Regions from separate parts of the Homo sapiens genome. Here region 1 is linked to region 2. Evidence: read pairs that join two places in POLR2A ChIA-PET (ENCODE). Cell type or tissue: MCF 10A. All regions are shown on one strand. Each heading gives the region's core, and the rest is flanking DNA. Links, peaks and the distances in the headings are about the cores only.

Evidence for each region. ChIA-PET counts read pairs that join two places held together with the same protein. Peaks named below come from ENCODE experiments on the same cell type or tissue, not always from the same donor. Only the 100,000 strongest peaks of a DNase experiment are listed, where the experiment ranks them.
Region 1: POLR2A ChIA-PET joins it to region 2 with 6 read pairs; 3 of 35 experiments call an interaction of 5 or more read pairs at or near these places.

The regions. Positions count from the first base shown.
Region 1 is chr13:67,075,161-67,079,569 of GRCh38, reverse strand. All of the region lies in intron 2 of PCDH9 (protocadherin 9), which reads left to right. Among named protein-coding and RNA genes, the nearest start is that of PCDH9-AS4, 86 kb to the right of the region's middle. In MCF 10A, for the core only: no CTCF peak of the experiment used is centred there; no DNase peak of the experiment used is centred there.
Region 2 is chr13:67,022,090-67,026,498 of GRCh38, reverse strand. The region is part of intron 2 of PCDH9 (protocadherin 9); the gene reads left to right. Among named protein-coding and RNA genes, the nearest start is that of PCDH9-AS4, 33 kb to the right of the region's middle. In MCF 10A, for the core only: no CTCF peak of the experiment used is centred there; a DNase peak (open chromatin) is centred at 2,798.

The DNA.
Region 1 (4,409 bases), core at 118-4,117, 53 kb before region 2:
GTATAAAATCTTTTTACTTCCTTCAGCATCTGCTATATGCCATGTTATGCTGTATACCAGAGTCAGGTTGGAAAGTAAGCTACATTATATAGGGTTCATAAAACCTGTCTGATGAGATTTTATGGTGGTCATGACCACTAACCAGGTCCCTTAGATAGGAATTTGGGCAAGAGAAAAAGAAGGTCATAGTCCTCACATTTAAAAACTATTATTTTATGTAGTTTTATATTATTTCACACAGCTTATTATGTTTGTAAGTGGTAGATAATTATAGATTTCTGACTGTTATAATATTTTAATGTACCTTTTCTTTTTTATGTGCTGAAATGTATCCTGAATGCCATGCTTTTTGTACTCTACAAAAATCCTCCATTCCATGTCTCGTTATTCTTTAGTGTATTTAGTATATTTCAGGTCATAGTAATTATATTACACACTGCTACCATGTTGTTCAGGCTGGTCTCAAACTCTTGACCTTGTGATCCGCTCACCTCGGCCTCCCAAAGTGCTATGATTACAGGCGTGAGCCACTGCGTCTGGCCTTACATGTGAACTTCTTTAACCACCCATGACTCTCAGATTGTGTTCATGACTATAAACTGCCATTTTCTTAGTTTCTGATTTGTAGACTAGGTCCAGACTGGCCACTGCAGGACTGTAACCGAGAATTGCTTTCTGATTTATTTCAATGCAGTGAAAGATTTAGATATAAATGTAAAGAGGGGCTGTAGATCACAAATATTACTTTATTTAAAGAATTTAATACATTAAATAGCTGCTGAACTTCTAGAAGTTCCAAGCTGCTGTGTTTCTTCCTTACAAAGATAGTAAGGCATGGTTCATACCATCAAGGCACTTAAAGTCCAGTGGGGTCATGGAATATTGTTTCGGAAGAGCTATAAGTAAAGAACTTTTTATAAAAGTTCACAAGTTGGAAAGATTACAGAAGGGATATATTATGAGGCACATTTGGGATTTGAGCTTACCATTTTATGGCCACATAAGGTTTAGAAAGATAGAAAGAGAAGGAGGGTATTGTAGGAAGAGCAAAGACAGAGTTGAGAAACATGAAACTTTTTTGAGGAACTGTGTGTCAGTTTGAATCCTCCAACAGAAGCAGACACTAAGATGGTAAAAGACCTACAAGGCATTCATTGAAGAATAAAGGGGAAAGAGCTGAAGGAAACAGGGTGAGCCTTGAGATTAATGTGGGTTTCACACTTACAAAAGAAGAGGTGGGCAAGGAAGGATTGGATAGAAAGAGGCTCGGGACTAAGTGCAGGTCTAAGAAAAATTTGACCAGCTGATGGCGCAGCTGGGAGCCACGGTACCAGCACGAATTCCTTGGACACTCAGCCTTTGGTGGGAAGAAGCCCAGGTGAAGCATGGCTTCAGTATTGATGGGTGGCCACTGAAGACAATGGCCACTATGGCTCCTGCAACAGGTTTGAAGGAAATTTGAGTGGCGGATATCCATGGACACCTCAGCCATCTGCAGGAATGCCAAGTAGTTTCCTTTGGCTGGAACGTGTAGAATATAATGCAGGGAAGAAGCTGGAACCACAACATGAGAGGCCTGAAATGGCATGATTAGGAATGTGTACTTCATCAAATGGAAAGATGGAAAAGTTTTAGACTTGTATGTAGAAATATCATTTAGAAAGAATTATCATTTAGGACTATATCTAAATCGATATACATGTGAATTTTTTTTTAATGTGGGCATGTTGGCTGCACAAACCCACTTAATATCTACTCTAGTAATTCACCTGAAAAATGATGACCTCAATGTTAGTGGTAGTTGTTGAAATGCAATGTGAGGGAAACAGATTGACAATAGAATCAAATATTGGGGTGAGATAATAAGGAAATTGAAAGAATGGGAAGAGAAATGATTCCCAAGTTTAAGTCTAGATTTCTTGAACAATGTTGATGTCATCCGTTTATTCATATAATCAACAAATACGTATTCTATTATGTGCCAGATACTATTCTAAACATCAGTGATACAAAGAGACAAAAATGGAATTTACCTTTTAGTGTAGTGAGATTATCAATATCAAGTGGTGATATTTGTAAGAAAAGAAAGTGGAGGGTGTAGAGGAACAAGGAATGCCAGGGAGGTGAGAAGAGTGATTGTTTTTTTAAATAGGGTGATAAGGGACACCTCAGCAAAATGATGGTTGAAAAACAAACAAATAGTTGGACAGGCAGACCAGTGACTATCTGAGGCAAAATAACAAAGGAATCAATAAGGGCAAAGGCCCTGTAAAAGCATGCCTGATATGCTCAGCAGACAGTAAGGGGCCAGAGATTTGGAGAAAAGAGAGTGACAGGGAGGATAGCAGAAAACAATTCCAGAGATTAATGGGCAATGTTGATCAGGGAGTGGGAGCTTTGATTAGGGAGTGGTATTTTTTAAGACAGTGCACAAAATTAAAGGTCATTTTTTGAACAGAAGAAGGCTGTGATCTGTCCTCAGTCTTCACTCTGCTTACTCTTGAGAAGAGACCATAGATGAGCAAGTTCAGAAACAAGGCAACCTTATGCAAAATTCTTTCAATACTAGGCAGAAGATGTTAGCAATGAGCGTGGTGGGAAGAGTTCAGATTTTGTATATATTAATCACACATAATCAGACGTTAAAAACTGCTTCCCTGCCATTATTAGCCATATTTACTTCTCAAAGTTTGTAGCAATGGTAATAAACATATGTGTTATGTTACTTCAAATAGGAAAATTAAACTATATTGTGCATTCCATTGAGTGGGGCCGGTGATCTGTTTGGAATAAATAAAATATATCATTCTTCTTCCAGTAGTCTTCAGAAAAATAGCTCGTTTCACAAAATTTTATTATTACTTCTATTAATAGTTTTCATAGAAATTACAGAAGACTTTGCAGATGCTGATTCATTTGTGGAAAATGTGATTTCCCTTCCTCATAGTTTAGCTCTTGATTTAAGTAATGCTTCAGTGGAGAAGTCTTTCCTGACAGAGAGCCCACATCACAGATTTCCATATCACCACTTAGTCCTCCCACGGCCCTCCTTATGTTACCTGCTGTGACACTTATTTTTTGCAAATCTTGTGATTTAAACTTCTCTCTTCTCTTTAGCTGAGTAGCCCTTTCTACTGAATGAAACTTCTTCTTCGGCTTTATTATACAGCTATTTGATTTACCAATTAATTACGCATGTTTATAGTTATTCACATATTGAAAAGACATAGATAGCTTCTCATAAATTTATTAAACCTCATCCATTCTCACAAATTCAAATGCTCTACTATGCTAAATCTCCATATAGGAACTCACTCCCAAGTGGAGATTTACATTTATTACTGTCTTTAAGAGATCTGTAACTGAAATAATAACAGTAAAATATTTAGGGCAGTGTCTGGCACATAGAAAGTGCTCAACATGCCTTTCGCCTCCACTCCCATACTATTATTTGGTGATCATACTAATCATTTCTTTTTTGAAATGGTTGAAAGGTTCGATGTTATAAGTGGAGTGCTTGCTTTAAACTATAAACATTTGTTTATTTTAATTTTGATTAAACCTTTGGTATGAAAACTAAATCTAATAATGTACTCATATCACTGCATTCCAATATTTTTGCCACGTTTTTCCCAAATTCTTCCAATTTCTAAATTTATGCAGTTGCATAATGGGGCTATCAAATATTCCACAAGGTAGTAATAGTCTTACAGTTTTGACAGATTATGGTATACCAGTATTATTATTATTATTGTCATTTATTTGTTATTTTCTTAATTATTGAATAAACCACATTTGAACAATTATAACTAGACTAATCAAATGGAGTGTTTTACCCTTGTTAATAAGAAAAACACTAGATCTTGTGGCAGTTTTCATCTGAAGTGGAGAATGTATTCGGTTATGTATAAAAGTGTAGAACGAAGGACATAGAAATAAGATGTCATGGAATTTTAACTTGATGTGAAAAGAGATAGTAAAATTTTAAGAAACTTTCTAAAATGTGCCCATCATAATTAAGAAAAAAAACCCATCATGATTCCTCAGTCCCTCCAGGAAGAATGAATTATTGCCAGGGAGAGGCTGTAGCAGAGAATGGCAAAGCAAGTTTGAAATCCTAGGTTCTCCATTCTTGTACCCCACCTAGTGAGCATTAATAAGAAACTGCATTTGTCAGTTTCTTTCACTTTGTTTTTATGTCAAATCAGAATATTCTCAGTTCGTTTCCTTTTTTTTATTTTTTCCTTTTATAACTGACCAATATAACTTTCCCCTTTATGCATCTTCAATAAGAATAATAATCCTGTTCCTCAAAATATATGTATTGGATTTATGTGGGCTACGTTTGGAGCAAAACAATTTCAAAAGAAAGAAACATTGAAAATGATAGATGTAGATGGATTATATTC
Region 2 (4,409 bases), core at 342-4,341:
AGTTTTCAAAGGGAATGCTTCCAGTTTTTGCCCATTCAGTATGATATGGGCTGTGGGTATGTCATAGATAGCTCTTATTATTTTGAGATACGTCCCATCAATACCTAATTTATTAAGAGTTCTTAGCATGAAGGGTTGTTGAATTTTGTCATCATCCTGGTACCAAAGCCGGGCAGAGACACAACCAAAAAAGAGAATTTTAGACCAATATCCTTGATGAACATTGATGCAAAAATCCTGAATAAAATACTGGGGAACCAAATCCAGCAGCACATCAAAAAGCTTATCCACCATGATCAAGTGGGCTTCATCCCTGGGATGCAAGGCTGGTTCAATATACGCAAATCAATAAATGTAATCCAGCATATAAACAGAACCAAAGACAAAAACCACATGATTATCTCAATAGATGCAGATGTGTACACTTTAAAAATGAATTCATTAGATGTAGTTTTAGTTTGTCTTCTTGAAAATGTAGAATACCTATATATCATAAAAGATAATGTGTTTGTTATTTTTTAAAAGAGCATAACCACCAAAGAGCTTAAGAGTAGGCCCCAAATCAGCTACATAGTGATAACCCTAATATAATTATTCATATACATTTATATGCATAAATGATATATAAATATGCTTTAACTTGCCCTTCTTCATTTTAGAAACTTTTCAAACAGATTTATTAAGGTAAAACTGACATTGAATAAAGTGCATATAAAGTGCAATTTGATACGTTTGACATGTGGATATACCTGTGATATCATCACTACTTTCAAGGTAGTAGACATACCCAACACTGGCAAAAATTTACTCAAGTCTTTTTCAAATCTTCCTCCTCTTCCTCCCAGTAATTTTTAATATACTATTTTTGAAATGGAATGACTTTTAACTTAGCACACAGTGGATATTCAACAAATGCAAGTTGTGTAAATCATTATTACATTCATACTCCAAAGCCATTCTTTTAAGAGATGATGATTTAGTTAATTTCTGATACCAATGATCTGGTCATAATTATATATTTTTGAATTTGCTCCTGCAGTGTGGAAAGAAAAGAAACATTAAAAAAAGAAGACTTTCTCAATTGCGTTAGGGATTTGTAAACACCTCATGAAGAAAAAGGAAACACATTCATATTCATTTTTCTTGAACATTCACAAATTGCATTTGAAATGACTTGTTGGTTGATGTTTTATTATATTTGTCCAGTATTCTAATAAGGAAGTGTACCACATGGCCTGGCTTTTCACAGAAGGGTCAAAAGAAAATATACCAAACCATTTCACCTATGTATTTAGAAAAAATAAAAAATTAGCATATAGCACCACAAGTAAATAATTTCTTCTTCTTCCCTAGTGTTTGTACATGCACACACATATTTATTATACATTTTACTGAGACAAAGAATGTGTAGCTCCCAATTTATAAATAATAACATATACTTCATGGTAAATTCCATGTGACTAATTGGTTCTTAGAAAATACTTTTGTTAATTAGCTTCAAATGACAAACGAATATACTTGTGACATACATATTGGTTAATATTTTCATTTATGTAAGTAGATGAAACAACTAAAACAATGAAGACTTAGTTCAGAACGTCACTCCTTCATCAATTATGTGAGTACTCCTTTGTTAAATCAGAAAATGTTATTTTTAAATATGGAAAAGAGTATTTCATAATTTTTTCTACTATTTGCAATATAATAGCAACAGACATGACACATTTTAAGTTTATTCTGCATTATTACTATTTTCTTCAGTGTCTCAAGTCTAGGTAATCAATAACACCATAAATAAAGCCCTGCTAAGTAGTATTTGCCAGGTTTTATGGTGTAAGGACTTCACCATGGCCAATTTCAAGCTACCAGTGTCATATCACTGAATGTGTTCAGAAGGGATGGAAATAGCCTAACCAATATATGCTATTTCCACCATACAGATACAATAAGTAGAAAAAAACCTCAACAGCATAAATTATAGTAAAAGAAGAAATTTTAAATATAATTTATTATGTGATAAGTTTATATACATTATTTTTAATAATAGCTAAATATAATAACTGGCTCACAAAATTTCTTAAAACATAAAAGGTATTAACAACTCCAGTACATCATTGTCTATAGAGTACTGCACACCTCAACATAGACACGATGACCCATGGCCATTGAGCATTACTGTAGTTACCCAACTCTGATACAAATGTTTGCTTTTTAGTAATCACCAATTTTTGGTCAACCTTTGTTAATATCAACTTCAGTTTTCAACAGAATTTAAATTTCTACACCTCTTGATCTAAATAACCAAGTGTTTTCCCATTGTCTCTTTAAATTATCCAGTAATTGTAGGTAAAATACCCAGATCAGCTTCTGGTGGCTTCCTAATAGAGTTTAGATTAATACATGAGCTAATAGTTGCCTGCAGGTTTCACTTGTCTGAAGTGCTGAGGCACAAAAAACTACAGCAACCAGAGCTACTGTTGTTACTATTTCTCCTCTTCATCTTCCCCTTGTTTCTTTTTTTTTTCTTCCATCTTTTTTCTCCTCTGAATGAACACCTTATAATATGGAACATCTTTAATGTACAGTTTGGTCTGTTATTGATATAATTTAATGAGTTTTGTTTATATTCTTTCTGATAGACTTTTCACTTAAAAATTGTATTTAAGTTTTATTCTTTTCAGTTCAACTTACTTTGTTTTTAAGTGTTTCCCAACTGCTTTTTCTTTCTTTCTTTTTTCTTCCTGTTGGTTGCTTGTAGTCATGGCAACAACCTGTGGTCTGTGGTTAGCCATTGCAAGTCTCTCCATTCAGGAGCTTCGGAAAGGCTGATCAAGTGCCAGGAATACGTGTTGATTCCAAACTTCAAGAGCATTCATTTATTTGTCCAGTCTTTGATACAAATTGAGAGTTCTTTGCTCTGTTTGCCTCCCCTCAGGCAAACTCTCTTTCATTTACTTGTTTCAAATTCTTGACTTGGCTATTGGGTGTCATTTCAATTATCTGTTAAAATTAAAAGATCCACTTCAAAATGTCTTTATTTTATGTGCTTTCCTATTTCCTGGAAGTTGATTATGTTGCCATATATAAGACAGAATTTTACTACAGAATTTCTGGTATGTCTTTGAAGTCCTGCGATTGTGTTACAAAGGATGCTAATGTGATTGCTTTTTTATGGGTAAAGGAAGGCAAATGACAGTTGGTGGTGAAAAGAAAAAGGAGTGTGGGGACTGGAGTACTAATTTGGAACAGGTGTTGATCATTTTTGCCTAGAATAAGTAGTGTAACTGTAAACAAATATTCTTCTAAAAGAACGGCTCAAAGCTATGAAGGCTAAAAAAAAAAAAAGGATTTTCATGATAGCTTTCCTAAACCCCTTGCTGAAAAAGAAATGTTATTGTAGAACAGAAGTTTCAAAGTAGTTAAAAGTGGTTGGTTGGAAGTAAGAGCTGAAAGAGAAAACTGCATTGCAGTGATTGGTTTGATTTGGTGAATAAATTGCTATTTTCAGATTCAATTTGTATCAATAGGCAAAGACCTGTACACCTGCAGAACCTGTCACACTCAGTATCCAGGGCGCTGAAGCAGTTAGTCTTCAACAATAGGTTTAACCTTTTGACAATAATTGCACCCCATTCCTGAAGCCTCAGCATAGGAGAGGAGCCTTTGATGTCTGAACGTTAAGCAATACTCTTTTTTTTTCTCTAACGGAGAGGACACCACAATTTATAAACTTAGAGAATATCACACAAAATTCTGCCTCCTTGTTTTTAAAATAGGTGAGGGTGTTGAACGGCTAGAAAGATTCATCTTTATTAAATGTGACTGAACACTGGAAGTGCGAGATACTGTTTCCTTAAAGAAAGTAAAGAAATCACGTTTTGGTTATTTATGATGGCCAGTGTAGTGGGCTGAGTTAAACAGGTACTTGTGAAAGTATTGAATAGTTCCTGGCTAAAAGGAAAAGTAGCAAAATAATTTAACACATTTTTCACGTTTCAAGGTGAGGGTTGTGCTGTAATAACATAATCTTCTGTGGTTTTGATTCAATATTCAAGTCTCTAATTAAAGACCATCACCTGGCTGGGTGCAGTGGCTCATGCCTGTAATCCCAGCACTTTGGGAGGCCAAGGTGGGCAGATCACCTGAGGTCGGGAGTTCGAGACCAGCCTGACCAACACGGAGAAACCCCATCTCTACAAAAATACAAAATTAGCCAGGCGTGGTGGTGCATACCTGTAACCGCAGCTACTCGGGAGGCTGAGTGAGGAGAACCACTTGAGGCGGAGGTTGCAGTGAGCCCAGATCACACCATTGCACTCCAGCCTGGGCAACAAGAGCAAAACTCTGTCTCAAAAAAAAAAAAAAAAAAAAAAAAAAAAAAAAAAAAAAAAAGAACATCACCTTGTCCA